Regions from separate parts of the Homo sapiens genome. Here region 1 is linked to region 2. Evidence: read pairs that join two places in POLR2A ChIA-PET (ENCODE). Cell type or tissue: IMR-90. All regions are shown on one strand. Each heading gives the region's core, and the rest is flanking DNA. Links, peaks and the distances in the headings are about the cores only. Region 1 overlaps SMURF2 (SMAD specific E3 ubiquitin protein ligase 2). Region 2 has its middle 19 kb from the start of SMURF2.

Region 1 (16,229 bases), core at 5,513-13,512, 110 kb after region 2:
CTATTAGTATATCATCTTAGTGTATATAACTGTCTTTGATCTGGACACTCTGAATGTTTTTGTTATCAGTGTTTATTAATTTTACAGAACAGAGGACAACGCAACAAGGCCAGGTGTATTTCTTACATACACAGACTGGTGTGAGCACATGGCATGATCCAAGAGTGCCCAGGTAAGAACGTATTTTAAGCACTCTTTAGACCATCAAAGAGCCATTTCACCTAGGATTTCTTTGATTTTTAAGAAATTTTTACCTTTTAAAAATAGTTTATGTAAAAGTTTGACTCTTCTGATAGTTACTTCAGTTTTAACGTTTAGTAGAAAGTCCTGCCTACTGCTCTGCAATCCCACCTCAGTTCTCCCCTCCCTCACCAGTTCCTAGCCACCCTCCCCTGCTTCCCCTTAAAAAAAAGTGGAATAGGCAGGGCATGGTAGCTCATGCCTGTAATCCCAGCACTTTGGGAGGCCAAGGTGGGCAGATCATGAGGTCAAGAGATCGAAACCATCCTGGCCAACATGGTGAAACCCCATCTCTACTAAAAATACAAAAATGAGCTGGGCGTGGTGGCGCGTGCCTGTAATCCCAGCTACTCGGGTGGCTGAGGCAGGGAATCGCTTGAACCCAGGGAGGTGGAGGTTTGCAGTGAGCTGAGATCACGCCACTGCACTCCAGCCTGGCCACAGAGCGAGACTCTGTCTCAAAAAAAAAAAAAAAAAAAAAAGTGGAATGAAAACATGGATCTTTTAGGAGTTTGAAATTTGTCCTAGGGCACCAAGCAGGTGGCTCTTACCTGTATTCCCAACACTTTGGGAGGCTGAGGCATGAGGATCACTTGAGCCCCAGGAGTTTGAAACCAGTCTGAGCCACATAGACCTGGTCTCTACCAAAGATTAAAAATCAGCTGTATGTGGTAGAGCACATCTGTTGTGGTCCCAGTTGCTTGGGAGGCTGAGGCAAGAGGATTGCTTGAGCCATGGAGGTTGAAGCTGCAGTGAGCCTTGGTCGTGCTACAGCACTCCAGCCTGGATGACAGAGCAAGACCCCATTTCTCTCTCTCTCTCTCTTTTTTTTTTTTTAGTGTTTTATTTATTTATTTATTTATTTATTTTATTATACTTTAAGTTCTAGGGTATATGTTCACAACGTGCAGGTTTGTTACATATGTATACATGTGCCATGTTGGTGTGCTGCACCCATTAACTTGTCATTTACATTAGGTATATATCCTAATGCTATCCCTCCCCCTTCCCCCCACCCCACAACAGGCCCTGGTGTGTGATGTTCCCCTTCTTGTGTCCAAGTGTTCTCATTGTTCAATTCCCACCTATGAGTGAGAACATGCAGTGTTTGTTTTTTTGGCCTTGCGATAGTTGGCTGAGAATGATGGTTTCCAGCTTCATCCATGTCCCTACAAAGGACATGAACTCATCCTTTTTTATGGCTGCATAGTATTCCATGGTGTATATGTGCCCTTAATCCAGTCTATCATTGATGGACATTTGGGTGGATTCCAAGTCTTTGCTATTGTGAATAGTGCCGTAATAAACATACGTGTGCATGTGTCTTTATAGCAGCATGATTTATAATCGTTTGGGTATATACCCAGTAATGGGATGGCTGGGGCAAGACCCCATTTCAAAAAAAGAGAAAGAAAATTCGTGTAGTCCCAGCTGCTCGCGAGGCTAAAGTGGGAGGCGGAAGTTGCAGTGAGCTGAGATCACACCACTGCACTGTAGCCTGGGTGACAGAACGAGACCCGTCTCAAAAAAAAAAAAAAAAAAAAAAAAAAGGATAGAAAAAGAAAATTGACCTGGGGAATAACGGAACACATACCCTTTAAAAACGGGTAGTAGGTTGATATTCTTAATTATGGTTCAGCTTAAAAAAAAATCTTTGAAAAATTTAACCTCATAAATGCATTCAATGTTCTGTTATGTGTTCCTTAATAAAATTCCATTTTTAGAAAACAACGTAATTTAATTAATTAATTAATGTTTTTGAGATGGAGTCTCATTCTGTTGTCCAGGCGGGAGTGCAGTGGTGCAATGTCAGCTCACTGCAACCTCCGCCTCCCGGGTTCAAGTGATTCTCCTGCCTCAGCCTCCTGAGTAGCTAGGATTACAGGCACCTGCCACCATACCCAGCTAATTTTTGTATTTTTAGTAGAGACGGGATTTTGCCATGTTGTCCAGGCTTGTCTTGAGCACCTGACCTCAGGTGATTTGCTCACCTCGACCTACCAAAGTGCTGGGATTACATGCGTGAGCCACTGTGCCTGGCCCTAATTTAATTTAAATATCCAAACTTGTGTATTTCAGCTGCAGATATTGCATTTCCTAACCAAAATGTCAATTACTTTTAACTTCAAAAAGATGAAATGACACACAAATAAATTTAGTGATTTACCATAATTTTTGGAACATTGTTTTCTCCCTGCCTCCCTCCCTCTCTTTTTTTTGAGACAGGATCTAGCTCTGCTGTCCAGGCTGGAGAGCAGCAGTGCAGTCCTGGCTCACTACAACCTCTGCCTCCTGGGTTCAAGTCATCCTCCCACCTCAGCCTCCTGAATAGCTGGGACTACAGGCATGCGCCACAATACCCCGCTAATTTTTGTATTTTTAGTAGAGATGGGGTTACGCCATGTTGCCCAAGCTAGTCTCAAACTCCTGAGCTCAAGCAATCTGTGCACCTCGGCCTCCCAAAGTGCTGGGATTACAGGCATGAGCCACCATGCTTGGCCCTATTTTGAGTTATTTTTTAATGAACAGATGCAAAGTACCAAGTAGTCCAGTTACAACTGGAAAAAAGCTTGAATTCTAAATTAAATTCTAAATCAACTTTGTATGTTGCACATACAAAGGATTTGTAGGATGTGGATATTTTATGTTAAGCACAGCAGCGCCCCTCCTCCAAAACAAACCCCCAGAACAACCCACAGAAGGTTGTTTTTTTTTCCTGCCTAAAGCTTATGCTCAGGACTCTATTGTGTATTTGAATAAAAAACAGATGTGACTAGCTAGTCTTGGGTTGCTTTGATACTCTCTATTTATAAATAAAACTGTGATTATGAAAATGTCTTACTTTGTGTTATAGAGCTCAGAATTCTTTGAGGGTGGCAACCAAGGGAATGTGCTATTACTCATTACTTTATCAAGGTTGCCATTTCCATGTCTTGACAATATAAGCTGTTAGTTTTTAAAAAGTAGTGGGGGCCGGGCTCGGTGGCTCACACCTGTAATCCCAGCACTTTGGGAGGCTGAGGCAGGAGGATCACTTGAAGTCAGGAATTTGAGACCAGCCTGGCCAACATGGTGAAAACCCGTCTCTACTAAAAATACAAAATTAGCCAGGCATGGTGGCATGTGCCTGTAATCCCAGCTACTCAGGAGGCTGAAGAAGAAGAATTGCTTGAACCTGGGAGGTGGAGGTTGTGGTGAGCCGAGATCGCACCGTGGCACTCCAGCCTCGGCAACAGAGCAAGACCCCATCTCTAAAAAAATAAATAGATAAAAAGTAGTGGGGAGGAAATTTTACTTTTTTTTTTTTAAGCTTACTAAAAAAAGAAAAAAAAAATCCAAGGGCCTAACTTTTCAAAATCAGTTTTATTATATAAATTGTAAAAAGCTTTTTGGATTCTGTTTATCTAGTTGAAGGTCAATAATAAGCTTTTCTTTAAATTAATTAGAAATTACTTGTAGGAAATGTATAGAATAACAATGATCATTTTTTTTAACTAAATGATTTACAATAGTGAGAAAGTTGACCTTGAGTTACATGTTGAAAGAATAGTATGTAAGCTGGCAACAGAAATTGAAATTGAGACAGATTTCAGCACCACTGTTGGTAACAGGCTCTTATTCCAGAGGAAACATGTCAGTTTTTTATTAGTGAGTAAAGGATTTCTGCGAAGCTTTAAGAATATCTCATGTTGAGTATTGACATGTATTTTGAATGATGATTTTATGAAATAACACTTGGGATTATTTTTCTTATTCTGTATCCCCCAAATTACCTTAAAAACTTACATCTTTTGTTTTGGAGGATCCTTTAGCAAATATGCCTTTTGTATGGAAGATCTTTTATGAAAGTATACTATAAATATTTAGTTTCTATTACAATATCACTATTCGAAGATATTTATAAAATTGCAAAGTCAGACTCTTTAAAACAAACTTTATTTAAAGATATCCAGGATACCTAGATTTATCCAAGAAATCTCATTTCATCATGTTTTGCATTTCTCTTTAAAACAATGGTTAATGCCTTGTTATTTGTTATATTGCATACTGAGTGACTGTAGTCTTGAAATACAGATCTGTGTTACTTTGTATGACTGTATAACATTCCATTTTTCTTTAACCAGCTCCCAGTGAGACATAAAGATTATTTCTAGTGTTTTGCTCTTTTAATCAGTGCTTTAGCACTCTCCCGTGTATGACTGTAGATTTATAAAATTCTAAATAAAATGACATGAAATGAAATTCTACATTTTATCAGTAGAATTGTTCATTTTTTATTTTAATTTTTTTTTTAACTTTTAGGTTCAGGGGTACATGTGCAGGTTTGTTATAGGTAAACTTGTGTCATGAGGGTTTGTTGTACAGATGATTCTGTCACCCAGATACTAAGCCTAGTACCCATTCGTTATTTTTGCTGATCCTCTCCCTTCTTCCACCTTCCACCCTCTGATAGGCCATAGTACCTGTTGTTCCTCTCCATGTGTCCATGTGTTCCCATCATTTAGCTCCTACTTATAAGTGAGAACATGCAATATTTGGTTTTCTGTTCCTGCTTTAGTTTGCTAAGGATAATGTCCTCCAGCTCCTGTTTTTCATTTCTAAACCATTAAAAATCTATTTGGGGCCGGTGCAGTGGCTCATGCCTATAATCCCAGCACTTTGGGAGGCTGAATTTGGGAGGCTGAACTCCCTGAGTTCTCAGCTTGGGGAGGAAGCTTCAGGTTTCCTATCCCAGTCTTGCTGCTGGCCTGCCCTTCTGCCTACCTGCCACTCAGGTACCATCTTTACTCAGTCCCCCGAACTCCCTTTTTTTTAAAATTTGAGGAGAATTCTTGGAACTTTCCCTTGCCTCTTTTGAGACTAGCAGTGTTTCAAATGGTGTTTTTTCCTACACTTTAGCTGTTCTGTAGCAGGAGTCTCTTGGAACACCTATAGCAGAAGTCAGAATGATTGCTTTGGCAAATATAGGTCCCTGTGTGCCCATCATTGGTTTCACTGTGACTAAGGAGAAGTCATCTCAGGAAAAACATTTTTCTAGTATAACTTTTAAAATGTGGTTTTGATGAAATTTGTGATTACTTATAATTATCTGTTACAATTTAAATTTACATAAACATGCTGCTTTTATCTTCTCCTCCTCCTCCTCCCCCTCCTCCTCCTCCTCCTCCTCCCCTCCTCCTCCTCCTCCCCTCCTCCTCCTCCCCTCCTCCTCCCCTCCTCCTCCCCCTCCTCCTCCTCCTCCTCCCCCTCCTCCTCCTCCCCCTCCTCCTCCTCCTCCTCCTCCTCCTCCTCCTCCTCTTTTTTTTAATAAAAAGAGGACCACAAAAACAGTTTTACTATCTAGATGCTTGAGTTTGCTTGGTCACTTTCAGAGTATGTCGTTTCTTTGGTATTTACACATGGCTCTGGTAACCTAAAGTATTCATTTAAGGCAGGAAATGACCTGATCATATCATACATTGTTACACGCAGTCTCAATTATGTCACCAAGGGCAGTGACTTTTCTCTTCTGGTGGATGACAACAGCAATTTCCACACTTTGGAAGCTTCACTGAAATATTTTTTTCTAACAGTGTAGAGGATAAGAATTTGCAGTTCTATTGCCAGTTTATTACAGAGGCTACAACTCTGGAACAGCCAAATGGAAGCAATGCTTAGGACACAGTATGGGGGGAGGGCAAGGAGCTACCATGCCCTCTCTGGGCAGGCCACCGTCCAGTACCTCAGTGTGTTCACCAACCTGGAAGCTCCTTAACTCATTCTTTAAGGCCCTATTAATCCTTCTCTATATATACTAGTATTTTAAGAATGTATAATATAATAGCAATAGTCTTTGGTCCATTAAAAATCTTAGCTTTTCTTATTGCAGTGGTAACCCTTAGAGCACTCTTGGTAATGTATCTTAAACAGGTTCTTCATTGACTAACTTTACAGATTTTAGAATTGCAGTTTATTCTTTAAAAATATGCTGTGATTATTTTCAGGATCATAATTTCAGTAACATTTCCAGTTTTGCTTTGTTGGCGAGCTTAAAATTATGGAATGGACATTTTATGCAAATTTTATGGTATAGTAAAGAAATGAAGGGACATTTTAGAAAGCATTTAATTCTTTATGTCACTGACACTTGTAAAATTACTTCCTGTCAAACACGTGTTGAAATACAGTTTATGTTGGCAAATATTGGGATTGATTTTATATTAATTTAAATCTGTATTACATTAAAGCCTAGGAAATTACTAAAAAATGTAGGCTATGTGATAAGTTTTTCTGAGCCATTTATGGATTGGGCTTTGAAGATGAAAGTTTGTTAAACCATTGGGAATTAAAGATTCCAGCTGAACATCTCAAGTTTCTGAAACAATACATTTTCTCACACTTTGTGGAATTGTTCTGTGTCATTTACACTTGCTTGGTTCAGCAGGGCGAGCAATGAGGTATTTTTTATTTTATATTTGTTTTTGCAGGGATCTTAGCAACATCAATTGTGAAGAGCTTGGTCCATTGCCTCCTGGATGGGAGATCCGTAATACGGCAACAGGCAGAGTTTATTTCGTTGACCATAACAACAGAACAACACAATTTACAGATCCTCGGCTGTCTGCTAACTTGCATTTAGTTTTAAAGTAAGTTTTTGAAACAATACATGTTAAAATGGGAGTTAAACATGATGAAACGCATAGATGCTTTTAATAATAAATGTGAGTCTCGATACAGTGGCTCACGCCTTTAATCCCAGTGCTTTGGGAGGCCGTGGCAGCAGGATCACTTGAGGCCAGGGGTTTGAGACTAGCCTGGTCAATATAGTGAGACCTCATCTCTACAAAAAAAAAGTTGTTTAAATTAAAAAATTAGCTGGGTGTGGTGGTGTATGCCTGCAGTCCTAGCTACTTGGGAAACTGAGGCAGGAGAATCGCCTGAGCCCAGGAGTTTGAGGCTGCAGTGGACTATGATCACACCACCCCAACTCCAGCCTGGGTGACAGATGGAGACCCTGTCTCTTAAAAAATGAAAGAACATCTACTTTCATCAGTTATAATTTACTTTTATTGAGCAAAATTTATGTAAGAGTGTGACAAGGTTTACTCTGATATGAGTATTTTAAACCTACTATGCTTTTAGGTAGGAACCTGTCTTGGAATGTTAGGAAAAGGGTTATTAGAGGTGCTCAAGATGGCCTTTTACAGAGGCAATATCTTGACAGGAGAAGTAGGGGTTGAACAGGCTAATTTTGTGTTGCCATTGTAATACAAAATTATTAATAATTTATATTAATGGCTAACACCTTAGTAGCACTTACTGTGTGACAAGCATTGTTCTTTATACTTTACATATGTTGGTAAGGCCAGGCATGTGGCTCATGCTGTAATCCCAGCACTTTGGGAGGCTGAGGTTGGAGAATCACTTGAGCCTAGGAGTTCAAGACCAACCTGGCCAACATGTGAGTCCTATTCTCTTCAAAAAATTTTTTTAAAATTAGCTGGTCATGGTGGTGCGCACCTGTGGTCCCAGCTACTCAGGACACCGAGGTGGGAGGATCTCTTGAGCTCAGGAGGTCGTGGCTGCAGTGAGCTGTGATCGCGCCACTCATTCTAGCTTGGGCAACAGAGTGAGACTCTTGTCTTTAAAAAGCAAACAAACAAAAACACCCCAAGTTCGTAATTTCATCCTCAGAAAAACTCTGTGAGTTAGCTACTGCCATTTTTACAGATGAGGAAACTGAGGTATAGAGGTTACATGACTTTCCATACGTTGCCAGTGGTGAAGTCTGGAGTGAAACCAGGATGCTCTGGCTTCAGCTGCCTGTGAGGCACTATACTGAGTATTGTGTGTATATTATTTGCATCCTTTGCTTTTCTTTTCTCTCTAGCTGCCTCATTTCTTCTAACTCTGTTACTTATTAGCATTGCCTTCTGAAGAATGGGGGCAGGAGGAGGAAAAGAGAGAACAGGAAAACTTCATTACTAAGCTAAGTAGCAAAGTGTCTTTTTCAACACTTCTGGCAAAAACACTGAGAGTGGTATAGCAACAAGGATTTTAGGCTAAGAACTTGGAGAGCAAGGTTCACTCTGACCCCTGAATAATTCATTTTAGCTTCTCTAAATGAATGGTGACATTACCTGCTCTGTCTTATTCATTTGTTGTAAAGTTCTTATGTATGTTAAAATGTTAAAAACACAACAAAAATAATAATATACTTTAAAATGACTTCTGAAAATGTCCTTGTTTCATTAATTTTTGGAGTTAGGTTAATAAAGCAAAAAATTTAAATGAGAACTGGCTACCAGTTTTTTAGGATAATAGGAGAAAACATTGAAAATGTGTATCTTTGGTTCCTTCTTCGAAATATGTATAATTATCCTGGCAGTCTCATTATGTCAGCAGATCTTACTTTATTGTAGATAGAAGATTCTAAAACCTTGCTTACAAATGAAGGTCGCAAGTATTTGAAAGCCCTAATGTAAAAGTATCTGAAGAAACAGAGAAGTATGGACTGTTTCTGTGCATTAGGGTCTTTATAGCCTAGATAGCAAAATAAGTGTCATCTGCAGTCTACCCTTTGAGTAACACTGCTCTAGGGCGCTTGCCTGGTTGTGGAATTGCTATGTCGTAGAATATTTCTATCTTCAACTTTAATGTATAAAGGTAACTTTTCTAAAGTGGCTATGCCAGTTTAGTCTTTTACCGGCAATATATGAGTTCCTGTTGCTGCAGAAGCTTGCCAGTACTTGCTGTTGTTGGACTTCAAAATTTTTGCTGTTCTGATGATGTTTAATGGTTTCCCATTGTAACTTTAACTTGAATTTTCCTAATTACTGATGAGGTTGAGCACCTTTTTATAGGTTTATTGACTATTTGGATTTCCTGTTTTTGTGAAGGTCCTGTTCACAATTTTTTGCCATTGTCTATTGAGCTTGAACAGCTTTTTTTTGGCCTATTGACCAGCTGCATCAACTTTTTTTGTTAATTTATATCTTTTTTGCCTATTTTTCTAATGTAATCTTTATCTTCTAAAATTCACACTACAAGTAAATGTTTTTAATACATTTATAGTTTTGTCTTTTACTGTAAAGTCTTTAATCCATGTGGACTTTACTTTTGTGTATGGATTTTTTTTTTTTTAGATGGAGTTTCCCTGTTGTCACCCAGGCTGGAGTACAATGGCGTGATCTCAGCTCACTGCAACCTCCACATCCCGGGTTCAAGCAATTCTCCTGCCTCAGCCTTCCAAGTTAGCTGGGATTATAGGTGCTTGCCACCACGCCGAGCTAATTTTTGTATTTTTAGTAGAGATGGGGTTTCACCGCGTTGCCCAGACTGGTCTCGAGCTCTTGACACCTCAGGTGATCTGCCCGCCTCGGCCTCCCAAAGTGCTGGGATTACAGGTGTGAGCCACCACGCCTAGTTCTGGAATTTTTTTTGAGATGGAGTCTTGCTTTGTTGCCCAGGCTGGAGTGCAGTGGTGCTATCTCAGCTCACTGCAACCTCTGCCTCTTGGGTTCAAGCGATTCTCCTGCCTCAGCCTCCTGAGTAGCTGGGACTACAGGCGCGCACCACCACGCCCAGCTAATTTTTGTATTTTTAGTAGAGACGAAGTTTCACCGTGTTAGCCAGGCTGGTCTCCAACTCTTGGCCTCAAGTGATCCTCCTGCCTCAGCCTCCCAAAGTGCTGGGATTACAGGTGTGAGCCGTTGTGCCCGGCCTGGGTTTTTTTAAAGGGCATATAGGGGCAGCAAATTGGAATTTGGGGAGATGATAAGGAATAAAAGATGTTGGAGCACTCTACAGAGGGCTTTTGTTTTACTTTTGTATCTTAATTGTTTGTTACCTTTCTGCTTCCCCTACTAGACTTTGAATTACTTAAGAAGACGTGTATCCCATTTATTTTTGCTGCTTTAGTATGTAACATACCCAAAGTACTTGACAAATGTACAATGGTAATCAAGAGCCAGTATGGCTCTCTGAGAGGCCCAGGAAGCCTCCAAGAGGTGGTTGTGCTTTATTTACCTCCTGCCTCCAGGATCATCCCTTTAGGTCAAGCTTGTCCAACTCACGGCCCTTAGGCTGGGCCCAGGACGGCTTTCAGTGTGGCCCAAAACAAGCTGGTAAACCTTCTTAAAAACCATTATGTGGGCAAGGCATAGTGGCTCAACGCCTATAATCCCAGCACTTTGGGAGGCTGAGGCGGGCGGATTGCCTGAGGTCAGGAGTTCGAGACCAGCCTGGCCAACATGGTGAAACCCCGTCTCTACTAAAAATACAAAAATTAGGCCAGGCGCGGTGGCCCACACCTGTAATCCCACCACTTTGGGAGGCCAAGGCGGGTGGATCACAAGATCAGGAGATCGAGACCATCCTGGCTAATACGGTGAAACCCCATCTCTACTAAAAATACAAAAAAATTAGCTGGGTGTGGTGGTGCACGCCTGTAGTCCCAGCTACTCGGGAGGCTGAGGCAGGAGAATTGCTTGAACCAGGGAGGCTGACTTTGCAGTGAGCCGAGACAGCGCCACTGCACTCCAGCCTGGCAATAGAGCGAAACTCCGTCTCAAAAAAAAAAAAAAAAAAAGCCAGGTGTGGTGGCGGGTGCCTGTAATCCCAGCTAGTTGGGACCCAGGAGGCTGAGGCAGGAGAATTGCTTGAACCTGGGAGGTGGAGGTTGCAGTGAGCCAAGATCACACCACTACATTCCAGCCTGGGTGATAGAGCCAGACTTTGTTTCAAAAACAAAGCAAAACATTATGAGATTTTTTTAACAGCTCATTAGCTATTGTTAGTGTATTTTATGTGTGGCCTGAGACAGTTCTTTTTCCAGTGTGGCCCAGGGAAGCCAAAAGATTGGACATCTCTGCTTTAGGTAATAGATGTTTGCCTTGATGTTGCCAGTAGAATATTTCAGTAGAACAGTTACAGATCTTCCATCTTTTTGCTGAATAGTTAGTTGTATTAAATAACTGAATGAAAAATAATGTTCTGAAGGAATAACTACAGGTGGGATGATTAGAAATGTCTGTTGTCTTTTCTGTTTGTTGGAGTAAATGACAGGAAGTAACTTGAAGAACATTTGACTAGTTTTCTTATAATTGTTAGTTTTCCAATTTTGTTGATTAGTTTCCATTAATATGGCCAGCATTTGCATTATCTGGAAGTTTTATACATATTCCTAATAGAAAGTTTTCATTTGAACATTTTTGTATTTTAGTATTAATTTGTTCCTCTCTTCAATATCTTTGATTTCAAGTTACTGTGCTATGAAAAAGCTTAAGGCTGGGCATGGTGGCTCACACTGGTAATCCCAGCACTTTGGGAGGCCGAGGCGGGTAGATCACTTGAGGCCAGGAGTTGGAGATCAGCCTGGCCAACATGACAAACCTGTCTCTACAAAAAAAGTAGGCGTGGTGGTGCATGCCTGTAATCCCAGCTACTCGGGAGGCTGAGGCATGAGAATTCCTTGAACCTGGGAGGTAGAGGGTGTAGTGAGCTGAGATCGCGCCACTGTACTCCAGCCTGGGCGACAGAGTCTCTATCTAAAAAAAAAAAAAAACTCTCTGTCAGCGGGGCACGATGGCTCACGCCTGTAATCCCAGCGCTTTGGGAGGCCGAGGTGGGTGGATCACAAGGTCAGGAGTTTGAGACCAGCCTGGCCAATATGGTGAAACCCCGTCTCTACTAAAAATACAAAAATTAGCCGGGCATGGTGGCAGGCACCTGTAGTCCCAGCTACTCGGGAGGCTGAGGCAGGAGAATAGCTTGACCCTGGGAGGCGGAGGTTGCAGTGAGCGGAGATTGCGCCACTGCACTCCAGCCTGGGCAACACAGCGAGACTGTCTCAAAAAAAAAAAAAAAAAAAAAAAAAAAAAACCAGAAAGCTTAAGCATTTCTACATCCGTTTTTGTTTTGTTTTGTTTTGTTTTTTTCTTCTTAAGGACAGGATTTCACAACTCCAGCTACTAGTTCGGTAAAGTCCCTAACCTGATAGATCCTCCCTGGGGTTTATATTCGTGTTACATTACATAAAATATATAAAAATTATTTGCAGCATTAAAGTTTCTGTCATAAATTAACTTTAAAGTGATAAATTAGTTTTTATTCAGCTATGTAATGTAGTATATAATTTATATGTGAAACAATTTATTGAGATACATAAGAAACAATTTTAATCTTAAAATTGTAGTTTTAAAAAGATTCATAAGGCACTAATTTTAAATTATAACAGTTAATTTATTAATCTTTACATATCAGGATATGTCGGATAGAAGTATCTTTTCTATTAATGTTTGATTTCTATTTTTTAAAGATTTTTAAATTGGGGGGTTTTTCTTTAGACAAGTGTTAACGGAGTTTTGAATCTATGTCTATGAGCCGTCAAATATAGTATTACCTTATTTGGTACATCTATTATGGTTTTTATTGTTTTTCTCTCTTGGAAATTTTTTTGGCAAAAATGTCATTAGAATATAAATTATATTGCAAAACATTGCCATTGGGGTTTAATAAATAACTTTGCCAAGGAAGCATATTCTTCTAAGAAAGCATTTTAGTCAGTTTTTTTTTTTATTTCCTTTGCTTGAAAAGCATGTTTTTGTAACTCAGTAACTATCTTAATAGTAGCTATAGTAACTGATATTTATTTTGCACTTACCATGCTCTGAGTGCCCATGTCATCTTCATTGCAATCCTGGGCTACCTCTTTCTCATCAGTGAGAAAAATGGGGCCTCAAGCAGTTACAGAACTTGTCCAGAGGTGCATAAAAGGTGCTAGAGCTGGGATTTGAATCCACCCAGTCTGACTATGGAGGTTTTTTTTTTTCCCTTCATGTTTTGATTCCAGTAACACTAATTACTTATTTCCCTTCCTTTGACTGGCATTGCATGAAGATATTCTGCCTTATACCCTTAAAGGAAGCTTTTCTTTTTAAAGAAAAAGATGACTTATGGGCAAGGGGATTACAATTTGAGTCTTTTCCCTGCTTATCAGATCTACTTGATTTCAAGAAAATCATTTGCTTGTTTGATAAAGCCTTTAGACATTGGCAGAGGCCCTAAAGGATAGACCAGCACCCCCACTGTTTCCTGGCCTGCACTCTCACATCAGCCCTTACAGAACTGCCCCTTGCACCCTAGCACACCTGAAGAGACAGGCTGCTTTATTGGGTAGTTAGATTTTTTTTTTCCCTGAGTGCATCAGGAACAATAGTTCCAGGCTAGCTGCCCACATCCCAGAAGGATTTTCTCCTGTGTCCGTTTTTGTCCTTCAGCTCTAAGCCACCTTTCCATTTGCATGGCTTGGTCTTTCACAGGAGGCTTTGTGAAGAGGCCTGATATCTGCTGGATTTTTTAAAATCAGCCTTATTGAAATATATTGACATACAATAAACTGAATATTTAAAGTGTACAGTTTAAGTTTTGATATACACCATGAAACCATCACCACAGTGAAGATAGTGAACATATTCACCACCCCCAAAAGTTTTCTCTTGCCCTTTTGTGATTTCTTCTGTCCCTCCCTGTGGGACTTCCACCCTGTGTTAGTTTCCCAGGGCTGCTGTAACAAAATACCACGAACTGGATGGCTTAAAACAACAGAAATTCATTCTCTCACAATTCTGGAGGCAGAACTACAGGGTAAGGGGCTGACTCTATAGTAAGTGATAATGAGTTCCTTCCAGAGGCTTTGAGAGAGAATCTGTTCCATGCCTCTTTCCTAACTTCCCAGTGGTTTCTGGAAACCTTGGTGTTCCTTGGCTTGTAGACAAATTGCTCCAGTCTTTGTCTTCTGTCCTCCCATAGTCTTCTTTCCTGTATGTATGTATCCTAATTTCCCTCTTCTTATAAAGACATCAGTTTTTGGATTTAAGGCCATCCTAATCCAGTATGATCTTACCTCACCTTAATTTTATCTGCAAAGACCTTATTTCCAAATAAGGTCAAATCCACAGGTTGACCAGATGTTGAGCCTTCAGCATATCTTTTGGGGGACACACAGCTCAACCCATAACACCCCATCTCCAGCCAACTGCTGACCTGCTTTCTGTCAGTATATTAGTTTGCATTTTCTAGATAAATGGAATCATGCAGTATGATTTCTTTTACTCACATAATGAGATTCATCATTGTTACATAGTTCATTTCTTTGTATTGTTGGTGGTATTCCATTGTATGGGTATACCACAGTTTATTCATTTATCTACTGATGGGCATTTGGGTTGTTTCCAGTCTTTCGCTATGACAGATAAAACTATTATGAACATTTATGTGCAAGTCTTTGTATGTATATGCCCTCATTTCTCTTGGTTAAATAAATAACCTAGGAGTAGAATGGCTTCTTTGGCAGAATCTTTTGCCATGCCCCCAGCCCTCCCAAATCGAGCAGCTCAGTTTTTTGTTGAGTTTTGAGCTTCTTTAGATATTTACATATCTGATATATGCTTTCCAAAGGAATTTTCCTAGTCTATGACTTGACTTGTCTTTTAGTTTTCCTAAACAGTGTCTTTTGAAGAGCAGCAATTTTCTTTAAGCTGAGGGTGGTATTGGGTGCCTGTAGTTCTAGCTACCAGGAGGCTGAGGCAGGAGGATCACTTGAACCAGGAGTTCAGGGCCAGCCTGGGCAATATAGCAAGACCCTGCCTCTTTAAAAAAAATTTAAAAATGGATGTTCTGTTTATCCATTTGTTCTTTCATGGATTGTGCTTTTGGTGTTATATCTAAGAAATCATTCATTGCCTGATGTATGTCATAACAAATTTTCTCCTGTGCTTAGAAGTTTTATGGCTTTGGATTTTACATTGATGTTTGCAGTCCATTTTGAGTTACTTTTTGTATCTGATATGAAATATACCCAAGTTCATTTAAAAAATAAGATTATACAGTTGTTTATGGAATGCATTTATGTACACGGTAATCTGTTTTGATTTTGTGTGTATGTTAAAACATCTTTATTATAGTATTTGTAAGAGTAGTTAATATTGACTTGGCATTTTAAACAAAGGTGTATTTTCTTTGTATGGTCATATGTTTTAGGTATAATATTTGGCCTGGTGTATAAAAAGAAGGGATCCCTGCCAAGCTGCCTTTCAGACTCCTGTTTGGCTCTTCCAGAAAGAAAGAGTCTAGATAACAAGCAGTGTTTGGCACATGCCTGAATTTTAAAGTGGGTGATGGTAAACTCTGTAGGGGAAAATGGAAGCTATATTGGAAAAATTTGTCCTCAGAAGCTGTATAAAGCTTTATGGATAAAATTCCATTATCCAATTCTGTCAGTTTATGTGGACTATGAGAAATAAACTTTGTAGCTGGTTTATTGCTGCCAAAAAATGTCAAGCCAAGTATATGTTCTACTAAGGCTTGGAAAATGATAGAGCTAGACTTGCTTTATAATATGATGCTATTTTAAATCTATAATTGCAATTTTTAAAATTTGATATACTTTAATAATAACATCTATGTTTACTTCTAGTCGGCAGAACCAATTGAAAGACCAACAGCAACAGCAAGTGGTATCGTTATGTCCTGATGACACAGAATGCCTGACAGTCCCAAGGTACAAGCGAGACCTGGTTCAGAAACTAAAAATTTTGCGGCAAGAACTTTCCCAACAACAGCCTCAGGCAGGTCATTGCCGCATTGAGGTTTCCAGGGAAGAGATTTTTGAGGTAAATTTACGAGCCTTATTTTGTTTTACTATTTTTTTTTCCAGAAACCCATTGCTTGCTAATACAAACCTTATTTTAAATTAGAGAGAAATTGGCCGGGTGCGGTGGCTCACGCCTGTAATCCCAGCACTTTGGGAGGCTGAGGTGGGCGGATCACCTGAGGTCGCAGCTCGAGGCCAGGCTGACTAACATGGAGAAACCCCATCTCTACTAAAAATACAAAATTAGCTGGGCATGGTGGCACATGCCTGTAATCCCAGCTACTCGGGAGGCTGAGGCAGGAGAATCACTTGAACCCAGGAGGCGGAGGTTGCGGTGAGCCGAGATTGTACCATT
Region 2 (16,229 bases), core at 4,640-12,639:
ACCCTGCTAGGGAGGCTTGGTGACATCACAGGGTTTTTGTTTGTTTGTTTTTATTTTTATTTTTTTGAGACAGGGTTTCACTCTGTCACTAAGGTTGGAGTGCAGTGGTGATTATAGCTCACTGCAGACTTGACCTCCTTGGCTCAAGCAATCCTCCTGCCTCAGCCTCCTGAGTAGCTGGGACTACAGGTACAGATCACTATACCTGGCTAAGTTTTAATAGAGACGAGGTCTCACTATGTTGCTCAGGCTGGTCTCTAACTTCTGAGCTCAACCCATCCTCGCTCCTTGGCCTGCAAAATGCCGGGATTACAGGTGTCAGCCACTGTGCCCGGCCTATTTGTTTTTAGAGATGGAGTTTGGCCCTGCTGCCCAGGCTGGAGTGCAGTGGTGTGATCATAGCTCACTTCAGCCTCAAATTCCTGGGCTCATGTGATCCTCCCTCCTCAGCCTCTTGAGTAGCTAGGACTACAGGTGCAAGCCACTGTGCCCAGCGACATCACAGGTTTTACAAGTGGCTCAAGTTTACCTGATTTTGAGGCAAGCTTTGCAGCTATTCTCTTCTTTCCTGAACTCAGCTTTCCCACCATAGCACTTGAGTGCAGTGGCTGAGGGAGTGGGCGCTGTAGTCACAGACCTGGGCCTGAATCTAGTCTCTTTCATTTAGTAGCTTTGTGACCTTGACCTAGTCACTTTCCCCTCTCTGACTTATTTTCTCATCTCTAAAACACGGAAACTAATATCACCTGGTCATGGTACTTGTGTTGTGGTCATATCGCTTGGTTGCTTATTCAATATCCATTTCTGGCCCCCATGTTTTCTTCCTACCAGAGCCCTGGTTTTATTCAGATATTCATACAGCCTCTACAGGCACACCCTTCCATCCCCCATATCCTCTACATAGCCAAGATCAGGAGAGGATTCCTCATTACTCAACTAATCTTGGAAATTCCATTCCCCTTTCTAATAATTGAGAGTGAGCCCATGATCAAATTCTGACCATTAAGACGTGAAAGGAGGACGGGTGTGGTTCCTCATGCCTGTAATCCCAGCACTTTGGGAAACCGAGGTGGGAGGATCGCTTGAGCCCAAAAGTTCAAGACCAGCCTAGTCAACATAGTGAAACCCTGTCTCTAAAAACAATTTTTAAAAATTGGCTGAGCATGGTGGCACATGCCTGTAGTTCCAGCTACTTGGAAGGCTGAGGCAAGAGGACCTCTTGAGCCCAGGAGATCAAGGCTGCAGTGAGCTATTATTACACCACTGCACTCCAGCCTGGGTGACAGAGTGAGACCCTGTCTCAAAAAAATAAAAAACAGAAAGGAAACATCCTGGTATGGAGGAGCTTCTGGGAATGATCTCTTCATCCTAAAAAGACAGAGGAAGAGATGATCTGTTTCTTCTAAAGACTATTTGCTCTGGATATGTGGCTTGTAACTGTAGTCACCATTTTGTGGTCATGAGGGGAGTGACCTGAGGGCAAAGCTCAAGCCCCAAGGAAGGAGGAGGCATGAGGTGGAAAGAACCTGTGTCCTTGAACAAATCAGGAAAGCACTGCCACTCCAACCACAGAATCAACCCTATCTTAAAACTACTTGGGGCCGGGCGCTGTGGCTCATGCCTGTAATCCCAGCACTGTGGGAGGCCAAAGCTGGTGGATCGCCTCAGGTCAGGAGTTCGAGACCAGCCTAGCCAACCTGGTGAAACCCCATCTTTACTAAAAATGCCAAAAAATTAGCCAGGCATGGTGGCGGGTGCCTGTACTCCCAGCTACTTGGGAGGCTGAGGCAGGAGAATGGCGTAAACCCAGGAGGCGGAGCTTGCAGTGAGCTGTGACCGTACCACTGCGCTCCAGCCTGGGTGACAGAGCAAGACTCTGTCTCAAACAAAAACAAAAACAACTACTTGGTGTATGAGATGTTCTATGAGATGAAAGCATTCTAAATGATACATCCCTTGGCATAGCCTCTGGCACATAGTAAGCCCTCAAGAAATATGAGCGCTTCTTATAATTTTATTGGCTTCTTTCTTTCAACTATTAAATGGTTTCAGATTTTATAGATTTTGGAAAAATACTTTACTGAATCTTAGTGACCCTTCCAGGTTTGGTAGTTTTCTGTTTGCTTATAGCTCTAGTTCTAGAGCAGGGGTGGGCACCATGCCAGTGAGCCAAATCTAGTCCACTGCCTGCTTTTGTAAACAAAGTTTTATTAGAACACAGCCACACCCATTCATCTATGGCTGCATCTACATTACAGTACCAGAGTTGAGTAGTTGCCACAGAGCCTCTATGGCACACAAAGCCTAAAATATTTATTATCTGGCCCTTTACAGAAAAAGTTTGCTTTTTGGTTGTCCCCGTTCTGGAGCAAATTCTTCACCTCCTCAATACAGATTCACATGGGAGGCCAGGCACAGTGGCTCATGGCTGTAATCCAGCACTTTGGGAAGCCCAAGGTGGGCAGATCACTTGAGGTCAGGAGTTCGAGACCAGCCTGGTCAACATGGTGAAACCCAGTCTCTACTAAAAATACAAAAATTAATAGGGCATGGTGGTACGTGCCTGTAATCCCAGCTACTTGGGAGGCTGAGGCAGGAGAATCACTTGAACCCAGGAGGTGGAGTTTGCAGTGAGCTGAGATTGTACCATTGCACTCCAGCCTGGGTGACAAAGCAAGACTCTGTCTCAAAAAAAAAAAAAAAAGATTCACATAGGGACCTAGTTAACAATGCAGATTGCAGCTTCCACCCAGAGATTCTGCTTCACTGGATATACTAATTAGTTCTTCTCTCTCTCTCTCTCTCTCTTTTTAGACAGGGTCTTGCTCTGTCACCCAGGCTGGAGTGCAATGGTGTGATCAGGCTCACTGCAGCTTCAACTTCCCATGCTCAAGGGATCCTCTTGCCTCAGCCTCCCAAGTAGCTGGGACTACAAGCATGTGCTACCATGCCCCCCTAATTTTTTCTATTTCTTGTAGAGGCGGGGTCTCGCTGTGTTACCCAGGCTGGTCTCGAACTCCTGGGCTCAAGCGATTCTCCTGTCTCGGCCTCCCAAAGTACCGCGATTATAGGCATGAGCTGCTGTGCCCAGCCTAGTTGGAACTCTTATGGGCTAGTGACTGAAAACCTGACCCAAACTAGGTGGAGGCTTTATGAATGGCTTCCTACAGGGCCTCCCATGGGAAAATCAAGATCAGATTTCACTCTCTTCATCTCTTGGCCCCTCCTGGTCTGTGTTGACGCCACTCTCAAACAGTGTCTGCCACTGAGTACAATGACCCAGTAGTGTCCGTCCTTCTTCGTCCATGTCCAATGCGAAAGGGGTATAATTTTTGTCTCAACATATTCTTTTTGTTTTTAATTGCCTACAGTACCTGTTTCAACATTTTCAGTAAGGCTGGAGAATCACTGTGATTGACAACCTCAGCACTGAAAATGCATCCTAGAAAACAGCGGAAAATTCTCTTCTTACCTTTCGTATTTTATGTATTGTCTCTTTGTTGGTTATCTGTCTTCCTCCACTAAATTACAAGCTCTAAGAACAGCGCTTAGCAACTAGCATATTCTTTTTTTTTTTAGATGGAGTCTTGCTCCATCCACCAGACAGGCTGGAGTGCAATGGTGCAATCTTGGCTCACTGCAACCTCCACCTCCTGGTTTCAAGTGATTCTCATGCCTCAGCCTCCCGCCTGGGATTACAGGTGTCTCCCACCACATCTGGCTAATTTTTTTGTATTTTTAGTAGAGATGGGGTTTTGCCATGTTGGCCAGGCTGGTCTCAAACTCCTGACCTCAGGTGATCCACCCACCTTGGTCTCCCAAAGTGCTGGGATTATGGGCATGAGCCACTGTGCCCAGCACCTAGTATATTCTTCGTTTTTTTTTTTTCTTTCACATCCCTGTCTAGTCACCCATCTGTATGTAGATCACTGATGATTACACAAATGAGGATAAGCAGTATTTATTGAGCTCTTTCTCCCTCTCATGTTTCACTTCTCTGTGGTGGAAAAGGAAAAAAGAGGCTCTGATGGGAAGTTGTGATCATGCCTGAGGAAGCTGAAGGCAGGCTGACTGGAAGAAGGGCATCCTATGTGATACTCCCATACCCAGGCACCCTAGGAATGCATCTCAGTTTTTTTTTGTTTTTGTTTTTTATTTGAGACAGAGTCTCGCTCTGTCACCAGGTTGGAGCGCAGTGGTGCAATCTCAGCTCATTGCAACCTCTGCCTCCTGGGTTCAAGCGATTCTCCTGCCTCGGCCTCACAAGTAGGTGGGATTACAGGTGCCCGCCACCACGCCCAGCTGGTTTTTGTATTTTTAGTAGACACAGGGTTTCACCATGTTGGCCAGCCTGGTCTCGATCTCTTGACCTCGTGATCTGCCCGCCTCAGCCTCCCAAAGTACTGGGATTATAGGCGTGAGCCATCGCACCCAGTCGCATCTCAGTTTTATAATGCTGGGGCTGCCTGTCTACCCTGTCCATCAACCCACCCCACCTCCACCCCCAGCAAGAAGAGCACGGTCGGGGATGGTCCAGTCTCATCTCATCTGGTCCACCCAGGCCATTTGGTGGAACTCTCGCTGGAGGATTTGAAAGCAGCCTCAACGTGGTTCCCCTGGGGTCACCTCTCAAAGGCCAGCCTGGGGAGGGTGGTGGTACATGAGAGGGGACTTCCATTCCCAGAGCTCCCTTGAAGGTGGCAGGCAGCCAATGGGGGACACTGAGCCAGAGACATCTGCCAGGATATGGATCTGGGAACCTGTCAGTCCCCATGCGTCTCCCATGGCAGGGCCTGGAAATCCCACCGTGGGGCCCAGTGCTCCTAGTAGATTCTTAATAAACATCATTTTGAATTAATAAATGTATGGGTATATTTGTTTTAAAATTGGGGTTGGGATCATTCCTCACATATATTTTAGTTCTCTGCTTTTTAAAAATTTATATATGTATATTATTAACATTCCCTTATGTCACTAAATGAATGAAGTATGAAAACCTGCGCAGAAAGAGTACATGCCAAATTTGTGGTAGTTCTTTTCTCTAGGGAGCCTAGGAAGAGACAGAGGGAGGGGAATTCTCTTCTTATTTTTTTCATATAAAAATATCTGAAAGGCCGGGTGCAGTGACTCATGCCTGTAATCCTAGCACTTTGGGAGGTTGAGGTGGGAGGATCACTTGCAGCCAGGAGTTTGAGACCAGCCTGGGCAACATAGTGAGAAAGAAAATTTTAAAAGTAATAAAATTAGCTGGGCCTGGTGGCACATGCTGGGAGCCCTAGCTACTTGGGAGGCTGAGGCAGAAGGATTCTGTGAGCCCAGGAGTTCGAGGTTACAGTGACCTGTGACCATGCCAGTGTTGTCCAGCCTGGATGATGGAGTGAGATCTTGTTTCTATTAAAAAACAAACAAACTATATATATATATATATATATAAAATATACACACACACATATATGAAGAAAAAATGTCTTTGGGAACATTATTTTCAATGATTACATAATAGTTTTTCAGGCCGGGCACAGTGGCTCACACCTGTAATCCTAGCCATTTGGGAGGCCGAGGTGGGTGGATCACCTGAAGTCAGGAGTTCGAGACCACCTTGGCCAACATGGTGAAAACCCATCTCTACTAAATGTACAAAAATTAGCTGGATGTTTTGGCACGCACCTATAATCCCAGCTACTCAGGAGGCTGAGGCAGGAGAATCGCTTGAACCCCGGGGGGCGGGGGCGGAGGCTGCAGTGAGCCAAGATCACGCCATTGCACTCCAGCCTGGGCAACAAGAGCGAAACTCCGTCTCAAAAAAAAAAAACAGTTTTTTATACAAGTATACCATATATTTTAAAACCAATCTCCTTTTGTGCATTTAAATTGCTTTCACTTTGTTGTCCTTGTAAACAGTATTGGATGAATATCCTTGCATATGTCTGTATTAGTCTGTTCTCACACTGCTATAAAGATAGTATCCGAGAGTGGGTAATTTATAAACAAAGGAAGTTTAACTGACTCACAGGTCTGCATGGCTGTGGAGGCCTCAGGAAAGTTACAGTTATGGCGGAAGGGGAAGCAGGCACCTTCTTCACAAGATGGCGGGAGAGAGTGTAAGTGCAGGAAAAACTGCCATTTATAAAACCATCAGATCTCATGCGAATTCACTCACTACCATGAGAACAGCATGGGGAAAATAGCCCCCATGATCCAATCACCTCTCTCCCTCCACACGTGGGGATTACAATTCGCGACGAGATTTAGTTGAGGACACAGAGCCAAACCATATCAGTGTCTTTGGGCAGACCTCTGATGATTTCCTTAGAATAGATTCCTAGGAATGTAACCTTACCATGTGCTTTGATATTTATTTATAAATTCCTTTCCAGTAAGGTTGAAACCAACTCAGTGGATAGGATTTTAAACACACAATGACAAGTTTTAATAAAGGAATGGCCACTGGGGGGTCTAATACCAAAAACAATTACTTAGAAATCTAGAAATTCTAGTCCGAGTGTGTTTATGCACCTCTGTAGGTAAAGGGCCCTTCTTGCTTCATAAATTTCTCCACAGTTAACAGTATCAGCTTTCCCAGATAATGGATGCAATTAAATATTCTCCTCTGTCATTTGGAAAATATGAAATGACATTGCTTTGTAATGATCTTGACATTCATTGATTCGGCCGTTAGTGAACAGCAGGGGGAAGTTTGCTTCTTACTCAACTCCTGAAGTTTCCTTACATGTGCAAGGATATTAATTAATGGAATACTTCTGACCTCTCACCGCCCCTTAGTTCACTCAGGCCTTGGAAAGATAGAACAACTTTCCCCACTGTGGATTTTAGAGTTTCTCTTGGTACCCAGTTGCTTACAGAGCACTTTGTCTTTTCTTTACTTCCTCCATGCCATTGGTCTTATTGGGATGAGCCTCCCATGATAGAAGCCCTGGGGAAGTCCAGCCTTACCTCAGGGGAGGCCTGAAGTTTTTATCTGGAATTTGGTGGGGGGTGCTACCTTAAAGACCCTACTAATGAAGAGGATGTATTCCAATAATTGACTTTGTTGTCAGAGTCTGTGATTATCACAATTATACACACTCTAAGAGGCTTCTGAGTGTCTTTTCTTTTCTTTTTTTTTTTTTTGAGACAGAGTCTCACTCTGTCACCCAGGCTGGAGTGCAGTGGCACGATCTCTGCTCACTGCAACCTTCACCTCCCAGGTGCAAGTGATTCTCGTGCCTCAGCCTCCAGAGTAGTTGGGATTACAGGCACCCACCAACATTCCCAGCTAATTTTTGTATTTTTAGTAGAGACGGGGTTTCTCCATTTCAGCCAGGCTGGTCTCAAACTCCTGACCACACGTCTCAGCTTCCCAAAGTGCTGGGATTACAGGCATGAGCCACCATGCCCGGCCCTGACTGTTTTTTTGTTTTTGTTTTTGTTTTTTTGAGATGGAGTCTCGCTGTGTCACCCAGGCTGGAATGCAGTGGCACGATCTCGGCTCACTGCAAGCTCCACCTCCCGGGTTCACGCCATTCTCCTGCCTCAGCCTCCCGAGTAGCTGGAACTACAGGCGCCCGCCACCATGCCTGGCTAATTTTTTTTTTTTTTTTGGTATTTTTAGTAGAGACGGGGTTTCACTGTGTTAGCCAGGATGGTCTCGATCTCCTGATCTCGTGATCTGCCCATCTCGGCCTCCCAAAGTGCTGGGATTACAGGCATGAGCCACCGCGCCCGGCTTTTTTTTTTTTTTCTTGAGATGGAGTGTTACTCTGTTGCCCAGGCCAAAGTGCAGTGGCACGATCTTGGCTCACTGCAACCTCCACCTTTCAGGTTTAAGCAATTCTCCTGCCTCAGCCTCCCCAGTAGCTGGGATTACAGGCATACATCACCATGCCTGGCTAATTTTTGTATTTTTAGTAGAGATGGGTTTTCCCCATTTTGGCCAGGGTGGTCTTGAACTCCTGACCTCAGGTGATCCACCTGCCTCGGCCTTCCAAAATGCTGGGATTACAGGCGAGAGCCACCGCACCTGGCCCTGTCTTTTTTTTTTTTTTTTTTTTTTTTTTTTTTTTTTTTTAATGAGACAGAGTCTTGCTTTGTCGCCCAGGTTGGAGTGCAGTGGCACTATCTCTGCTCACCGCAAGCTCCGCCTCCCGGGTTCATGCCATTCTCGTGCCTCAGCCTCCCGAGTAGCTGGGACTTCCGGTTGCCCACCACCACGCCCGGCTCCGGCCCTGACTGTCTTTTAAGATGTTAAAAAAAAAATAGCCTAATTTTCTTCATCCAGAGGGAGGTGAACATGGTAGATGATCTCTGGTGGTTCTCCCATTTAAAATTATATCATTAATTAAAATGAATGAGGCCAGGCACGGTGGCTCATGCCTGTAATCACAGCACTTTGGGAGGCTGAGGTGGGTGGATCACCTGAGGTCAAGAGTTTGAGACCAGCCTGGCCAATATAGTGAAACCCTGACTCAACTAAAAAAAAAAAACACACACAAAAATCAGCCAGGCATGGTGGCAGGTACCTGTAATCCCAGCTACTTGGGAGGCTGAGGCAGGAGAATCCCTTGAGCCCAGGAGGCAGAGGTTGCAGTGAGCCAAGATTGCACCACTCCACTCCATCCTGGGCAACACAGTGACACTCTGTCTCAAAAAAAAAAAAAAAAAAAAAATTAACGAAAATGACAAAACTCTAAGTAATATATTATCAGACACATTCACACCACAATATAATTTATGAATCGATCAAGTAGTCAATTACACGATGTAAAATACTCATATTATATGCTTTCCTGTTTGGATAGGCCAGACAGATGGGAAAGCAGGTGCCTACTTACTGACTGAAGGTGAGAGGAGAAACTGAGCTCCATGAGACAAAAGGAACCTGAAAGATGAGAGTCTTGAGTTCTTTGGTACAGGCAGGGCAGAGAAGGAGGAAATAAGGCTGGAGGTGGGCAGGGGCCCGGCAATGCTGGAAATGCCACACAAAGCTCTCTGGACTGGGTCCTGAGGGCAATGAGCAGCCATTGAGGAATTTTAAGCAATGGTTTGACATTGACCCACAGGCTTATGAGTCATGTTGATCTCATTCTGGCCCATATTCTCTGCATTACCCATAAAGACTGCATCGTACAAATATTTCCACTTCTCCGCCCATCTCGCCCTTAGAGAATTGTGTTGTAGCTACTACAGTTCGTATTTTGAGGATGATTGGATATGACTTTTTTTTTGAGCCTGTTCATGTTGCTCAGTCGTCCAAAGTAGTTGCAGTCGAGTGATGCCCCGGCTCCCTTCCCCCGGGGCTGGAGCTGCTACCTCATCCTGAAAAGATGTGTTGCTTCATGCTATCGTCTTACAGCAAAACATGCATAGATAACTTTTCAAACATTTAATTGTAATACTTCCATGCTTAAATCACCAAATTGGCTTTGGAAAATATGCAATCTCTTCAAATTACATTCTCTTTTATCTCAGAATTCACAATATAACAGACTAGTGTGTATACTTAAAATGGGTGCATAAAATGGTCTAGATTTACATGATTTTCTATTTTTAAAAAAGTGCAGCATTATAAATGCAACAAAAAATGAAAACCTGTTGCAGAATGTGTTTTGTTATCTGTATCGTATGTGATAAAGTATGGAAGAGACTTAGAAGTATTCATTTCCCAGGGCTCCTGAGACAAAGTACCACAAATTGGGTGGTTTAAAACACAAAACAATACAGTTCTGAAGGATAGAAGTCCAAAATCAAGGTGTCAGCAGGGCCACGCTCCCTCTGAGACTTTGGGTAGAATCTTAGGTTGCCTCTTCCTGGCTTCTGGTGGTGGCTGGCAATCCTTAATATTCAGTTTGCAGCTGCTTCACTCCAATCTCTGCCTCTGTCATTACATGGCATTCCTCCTGTGTGTCTCTGTCTTCACATGGAATGTTTCTCTTCTTAAAACGACACAGGGCCAGGCACGGTGGCTCACGCCTGTAATCCCAACACTTTGGGAGGCCAAGGCAGGCAGATCACTTGAGGCCAGGAGTTTGAGACCAGCCTGGCCAACATGGTGAAACCCTGTCTCTACCAAAAATACAAAAATTAGCTGGGTGTGGTGGTGGGCACCTGTAATCCCAGCTACTTGGGAGGCTGTGGCAGGAGAATTGCTTGAACCCAGGAGGCGGAGGTTGCAATGAGCCAAGATTGCACCACTGCACTCCAGCCTGGACAATGGGGTGAGACTCTGTCAAAAAAACAACGAAAAAGAATGCAGTCATATTGAATTAGGACTCACTCTAAAGCCTCATCTCAACTTGATTACATCTCCAAAGGGCCCATTTCCAAATAATGTCACATTCACAGGTACCAGGGATTAGGACTTCCACATATCTTTTTGGAGGTCACAATTTAACCCATAACAGAGGTCATCTAGCCCACCTCTCTACTGCACACATGAATCTGCTGTACAATCTCTGTCTAGTTTTAAGACTTAGGCACAGGAACGATGGTCAATGTAAGGCAAAACCAGGTAGGTGTGGTAGGGGCTGAAAGAAAATCTTAACACTAGATTGTTTCATTCTCACCAGGGTGAGATAGTTGCTGTTGAACTGACCTCGCCATAGAAATTAATTAGAGAGCTGGGTGGGTAAGGTAAGGCCTGAGGGGTGAGGTAGGCAAAGTCCGATGTTGGGCGGAGTGCAGAGCTAGCCAGTGGCAAATCCAGCTTATGTCAAATATTCTGGAGGTACATACGTGAATAGTCATTACCTCTAGGTCACCACAGTCCAAAAGACATACAATGAGAGCCATATTTGTAATTTCAAATTTTCTAGATGAAATGAGCTTCAATTACTACATATAGTATATATATATACACTATATATACAGTATATATAGTGTATACATATACAGTGTATATATATACAGTGTATACATATACAGTGTATATACACTATATATACTATATATATAGTATATGTACAGTATATATACTATATATATAGTATATATACAGTATATATACTATATATACTGTATATATACTATATATATATATATATATATATATATTTTTTTTTTTTTTTTTTTTTTTTTTTCAGACAGAGTCTTGCTCTGCACTCTGTCACCCAGGCTGGAGTGCAGTGGCAAGATCTCGACTCACTGCAACCTCCACCTCTAAGGTCCAAGTGATTCTCATGCTTCAGCCTCCCGAGTAGCTGGGACTACAGGCATCCACCACCACACCTGGCTAATTTTTTGTATTTTTAGTAGAGACAGGATTTCACCATGTTGGCCAGGCTAGTCTTGAACTCCGAACCTCAGGTGATCCACCCTAGGCCTCCCAAAGTGCTGGGATTACAGGTGTGAGCCACTGTGCCTGGCCAATATTATATTTTATTTAACCCAATGTAGGTATATCCAAAATATTATTTTAACGTGTCATCAATATAAAAAATATTAATAAGATATTTTGCTTTTTTCTCCATACTGAGTCTTTGAAATCCACTGTGTATTTTACACTTGCAGCCCATCACTAGCCAGGTTTCAAGTGCGCACTAGCCATATGTATTACGCCGCTCTAGATTGTAGAAGCGTGGCAGCTGGGTGGTGGGATCCAAGCCGTGGGCTGGGTTCCAGGTGAGAGTCCAGTTCTGGGGAAAACATGGGCAGGAGCAAGACAGACAATCAAGGATCTCTGAGGATGAGCTTAGGACAGATCTGAAAAGGAAAAGGGGTTTCAAGTGGAGACAAAGTAAATGCAAGGAACAGGGGCCCACTTAAACTTGCTTAAGTAAGGGACAGGGTGGTTATTCACTGGGGGACCTCTTGGAAATGGAGTGTGAGAAGTACACCTGAGCCAGGAGAACTGGCAGGGAATCTGTCAATCACTCTCTTTGTCTCCCTTTCGAGGGTTGAGAAGTTTCTTAGCTTCTCTCTGTTTGTCTGCTTTGTCAGTCTCTTTCTATGAATTCATTTCCTTTTTTTTTTTTTTTTTTTTTTTTTGAGACAGGGTCCTGTGATGTTGCCCTGATTGGTCTCGAACTTGTGGCATCAACTGGTCCTCCTGCCTCACCTGCCAAAGTGCTGGGATTACAGGCGTGAGCCACCATGCCTGGCCTTCAGTTCACCATTTATTTATCTACTGGAAAAGACCTGGGCCAGATGCAGTGAAGGGTAGAAGTCCAAAATCAAGGTGATGAAATCATCCAATCAATCACCCAATCACAGAAGCTAGGGTCACATTTCCTACCTGTGTCTCTGCAGATCTGGGCTCCCCCATGCCAGTTGCCTTCTGCCTTCTCAGGGTGGTAAGAAGGTAGTCCCTACACGCATCTCTTCCTGAGGAAATCTGCCCTCGTCTGTAGCTCTAATACAGCGTCCCAGGCTCCATCCCTGGAGATGCTGATTCTGTAGGTTGGGGTGGGGCCCATGAATGTACATTTCTAATGCTACTGGTGCAGAGAACCCACCTTGAGAACCACTGCCTTACAGCAGGTATAAGCCCAGGTAGCTGTGTTTGTACTAAGGGAGCTTGGCCTCCACTGACGGAGCCAAACGTGTGTGGCTGACCAAAAAGCCAATGAAATTTTCTCTCCTTAAAACATGAGATGGGGACACTGGGAGATTGAACTAGACACGAGGAGCTGAGTTGAGAGGTCCTAGAGTTGGCAGCTGAGAAAGCCACTTTAAGACTACAGGCCAGTCACAGTGGCTCACACCTGTAATCCCAGCACTTTGGGAGGCCGAGGCGGGCAGATCATGAGGTCAGGAGTTCAAGACCAGCCTGGCCAACATAGTGAAACCCCGTCTCTACTAAAAACACAAAAAATTAGCCAGGTGTGGTGGTGGGCGCCTGTAGTCCCAGCTACTTGGGAGGCTGAAGCAGGAGAATTGCTTGAACCTGGGAATCGGAAGTTGCAGGGAGCCGAGATCTCGCCCCTGCACTCCAGCCTGGGTGACACACCGAGACTGTCACACACACACACACAAAAAGACTACAGTAAGGTCTTTTCATTTTCATTTCTTTCTTTGTGTGTGTGTGTGTGTGTGTGTGTGATGAAGTCTCACTCTGTTATCCAGGCTGGAGTGCAGTGGTACAGTCTTGGCTCACTGCAGCCTCCGCCTCCCAGGTTCAAGCGATTCTCCTGCCTCAGCCTCCAGAGTAGCTGGGATTACAGGTGCCTGCCACCACACCTGGCTAATTTTTGTATTTTTAGTAGAGATGGGGTTTCACCATGTTGGCCAGGCTGGTCTCAAACTCCTGGCCTCAAGCAATCTACTCACCTCGGCCTCCCAAAATGCTGGGATTACAGGCATACGCCACCGCACCTGGCCAAATTAGTGATATTTTCAAAGTGAAAGAAAGTTAACTTTTAAGCAGTGGTATAAATTGCTGAGCACTTGATGTTAGCCTCTTCTATGGTGGATAAGCTGTATTAAATTTGAAATTTACACTACAAAAATAGCTTTGCAGGAGTACAAATATTAATATAACCTTACCTCAGACAGATTTTTTATTACTGGAAACAACTTTTGTATGTAAAAATATATATTAATGGCTGGAGCAGAAGAAAAATACCAACCACAGATGGTAAGCATTTTCTTGCAGAGTCACATCAAATTTTGACATTAGCCCTGGAAAACAGAAAAATGTTTTAAACAAAAGCTTTGAAATATTCTGATAACCATGTGTAGATTTTCACTTATGGTCTCGGATGCTATCATAAAGAATACACCTTTAAGTGATTAGTAAAATACATTAATGAAAAAGTTTAAAACTTTTGGTCGGCTGGGTGCAGTAGCTCACGCCTATAATCCCAGCGCTGTGGGAGGCCAAGGCAGGAGGACTGCTTGAGCCCAAGAGTTTGAGACCAGCCTGGCAACATAGTGAGGCCCTGTCTCAAAAAAAAAAAAAAAAAAAAAAATCAGCGGAGTATGTTGCCATATGCCTGTAGTCTCAGCTACTCAGGAAACTGAGGAGGTAGGATTGCTTGAGCCTGGAAGGTTGAGGCTGTAGTGACCCGTGATCATGCCACTGCACTCCAGCCTGGGCAACAGCGTGAGACCCTGTCTCACACAAACAAAAAACATTTTCTTAGAAAATGCTATTGAATGAGTTGCTGTTATAGCATTTCACTGGACAGTTATATTAAATATCATTTATGGGAAAGGATTAATTTTATTGGTATAAAACAGGTGGTGTCACTATATTTGAGACAGATACCTAAAACAATGATTTGATAAAACATGAACAATTCTCCTGAAAATAAATTAGAAGTCATAAGGGAATAAAAATGATTTGAAAAGATTTTCTGCAATTTTTATACCCATCAAAGGCATGTGCATGCACAATTTACTTTCGAAGTAGATTTCCATTTTAGGAAGAGAGTAAAGGGTGAATTCCCTAAGAATTGTTATCTCTCCCATTTTTTTTTCTCAAAAATATATCTAAAACTGTTGCTGTGATAAAGCACAGTTGCTGTGATAAAGCAATTGGGTGCATTTAATGCTGAAAGTTTAGCTTTCCTTAATACTGTAATTTAGAAGAGTGCAGTTCATTTTGTTGTTGTTGTTGTTGGCTTAGAACAACACACATTTATTTCCTTTACAGTTCTGGAGGTCAGAAGTTTGAAAATGGGCCTCACTGGGCTAACATCAAGGTGTCAGCAGGGCTGCCTTCCTTCTGGAGGTTCTAGGGTACAATCTGTTTCTTGCCTTTTCCAGTGTATAGAGGCCACCTACATTCTTTGACTCATGTCCCTTTCTTTCACCTTCAAAGTCAGCAGCATAGCATCTTAGTATCTTCCTTTTTTTTTTGAGATGGAGTCTTGCTTTGTCCCCCAGGCTGCAGGTGCACTGGTATGATCTCAGCTCACTGCAACCTCTGCCTCCCAGGTTCAAGCAATTCTCCTGCCTCAGCCTCCGGAGTAGCTGGGATTATAGGCGCACGCCACCATGCCTGGTGAATTTTTGTATTTTTTTTAAATAGAGACAGGGTTTCACCCTGTTGGCCAGGCTGGTCTTGAACTCCTGACCTCAAGTGATTCGCCCGCCTCGGCCTCCCAAAGTGCTGGGATTACAGGCATGAGCCACCACGCCTGGCCAGGAGTGCAGTTCTTAAAGTGTGGTTCCCTGATGAGCAGCATCACCTGGGACCTTAGATACGCAATTCTAGAGCCCCACCCTAGACTGTCCCTCTGAGAAACTCTGGAGCTGGGACCCAGCAATCTGTTTAACAAGTTCTCCTGGTGATTCTGATGCAGGCTGAAGTTTGAGAACCGCTGGGATAGCGGTTCCCAAACTTGGTTGTTTGTCAGAGTCCCCTCTGGAGCTTTTATAAATACTTCTCAGCCTGACCACAGAAAATTTGGATGCAGTAGGTCTGGGATGGGGCTAGGAACCTGCTTTTTCAACCACAGATGACCTGGGTTTGGGAGCCATTGGTTAAAAAGCATTATTAATGAAATTTAGTCCAGGTTGTTAATGAGTCCGTCTCCCTCCCTTCCTCCTTTCTTTTCCTTTCCCTCCCTGTCTCCCTCTTTCCCTCCCTTTCTTCCTTCTTTCTTAAAAAAATTCTCTTTCACAAGACTGTCCTTTAATTATTATAATTTTTCCATCTCAGTAATCAGTAACTTCAAGGCCTAGTACAGTGCCTCGAACATATAAATTAATAAATGCTGGTGCTCATGCTTGTAATCCCAGGACTTGGGGAGGCCGAGGTGGGCAGATCACCTGAGGTCAAGAGTTCGAGACTAGTCTGGCCAACGTGGAGAAACCCTGTCTCTACTAAAAAATACAAAAATTAGCTGGGGGTGGTGGCAGGCACCTGTAATCTCAGCTACTTGGGAGGCTGAGGCAGGAGAATCTCTTGAACCCGGGATGCGGAGTTTGCAGTGAGCCAAGATCGAGCCACTGCACTTTAGCCTGGGTGACACAGAGAGACTCTATCTCAAAACAAAACAAAACGGTGATTGAATGAATCTCATAATAATATTTTGATGTGTAAAGAATGGTCCTGTTTTCATGTCCAATGCTATTTTCCTTTTCTCAAAGACTTTTACACCTGAATGCATGTAATTGATTTTATATAAGATTCCCATCTGTTAATTTTCTGCTTTATCTTTCCCAAGTTCCAGCTATTAATTTGGTAGTTCCCTACATGTTGTCATTATAATGTACATACATCCCCCTTTGGGGACATAACCATGTCCCCAAGGGAAGAGAAACATATACACTTTTCTTTTTTTAAA

What was found. Peaks named below come from ENCODE experiments on the same cell type or tissue, not always from the same donor. Only the 100,000 strongest peaks of a DNase experiment are listed, where the experiment ranks them.
Region 1: POLR2A ChIA-PET joins it to region 2 with 10 read pairs; 2 of 35 experiments call an interaction of 5 or more read pairs at or near these places.

Annotation. Positions count from the first base shown.
Region 1 is chr17:64,562,435-64,578,663 of GRCh38, reverse strand. SMURF2 (SMAD specific E3 ubiquitin protein ligase 2) reads left to right here. Exons shown (of 19, transcript NM_022739.4): 9 at 88-172; 10 at 6,708-6,866; 11 at 15,698-15,893. Among named protein-coding and RNA genes, the nearest start is that of CEP95, 64 kb to the right of the region's middle. In IMR-90, for the core only: no CTCF peak of the experiment used is centred there; a DNase peak (open chromatin) is centred at 5,683; H3K27ac peaks cover 226 bases.
Region 2 is chr17:64,672,867-64,689,095 of GRCh38, reverse strand. No RefSeq gene overlaps it. Among named protein-coding and RNA genes, the nearest start is that of SMURF2, 19 kb to the right of the region's middle. In IMR-90, for the core only: CTCF peaks have their summits at 6,100 (motif pointing right) and 6,506; DNase peaks (open chromatin) are centred at 5,095, 6,145 and 9,175; H3K4me3 peaks cover 526 bases; H3K27ac peaks cover 6,356 bases.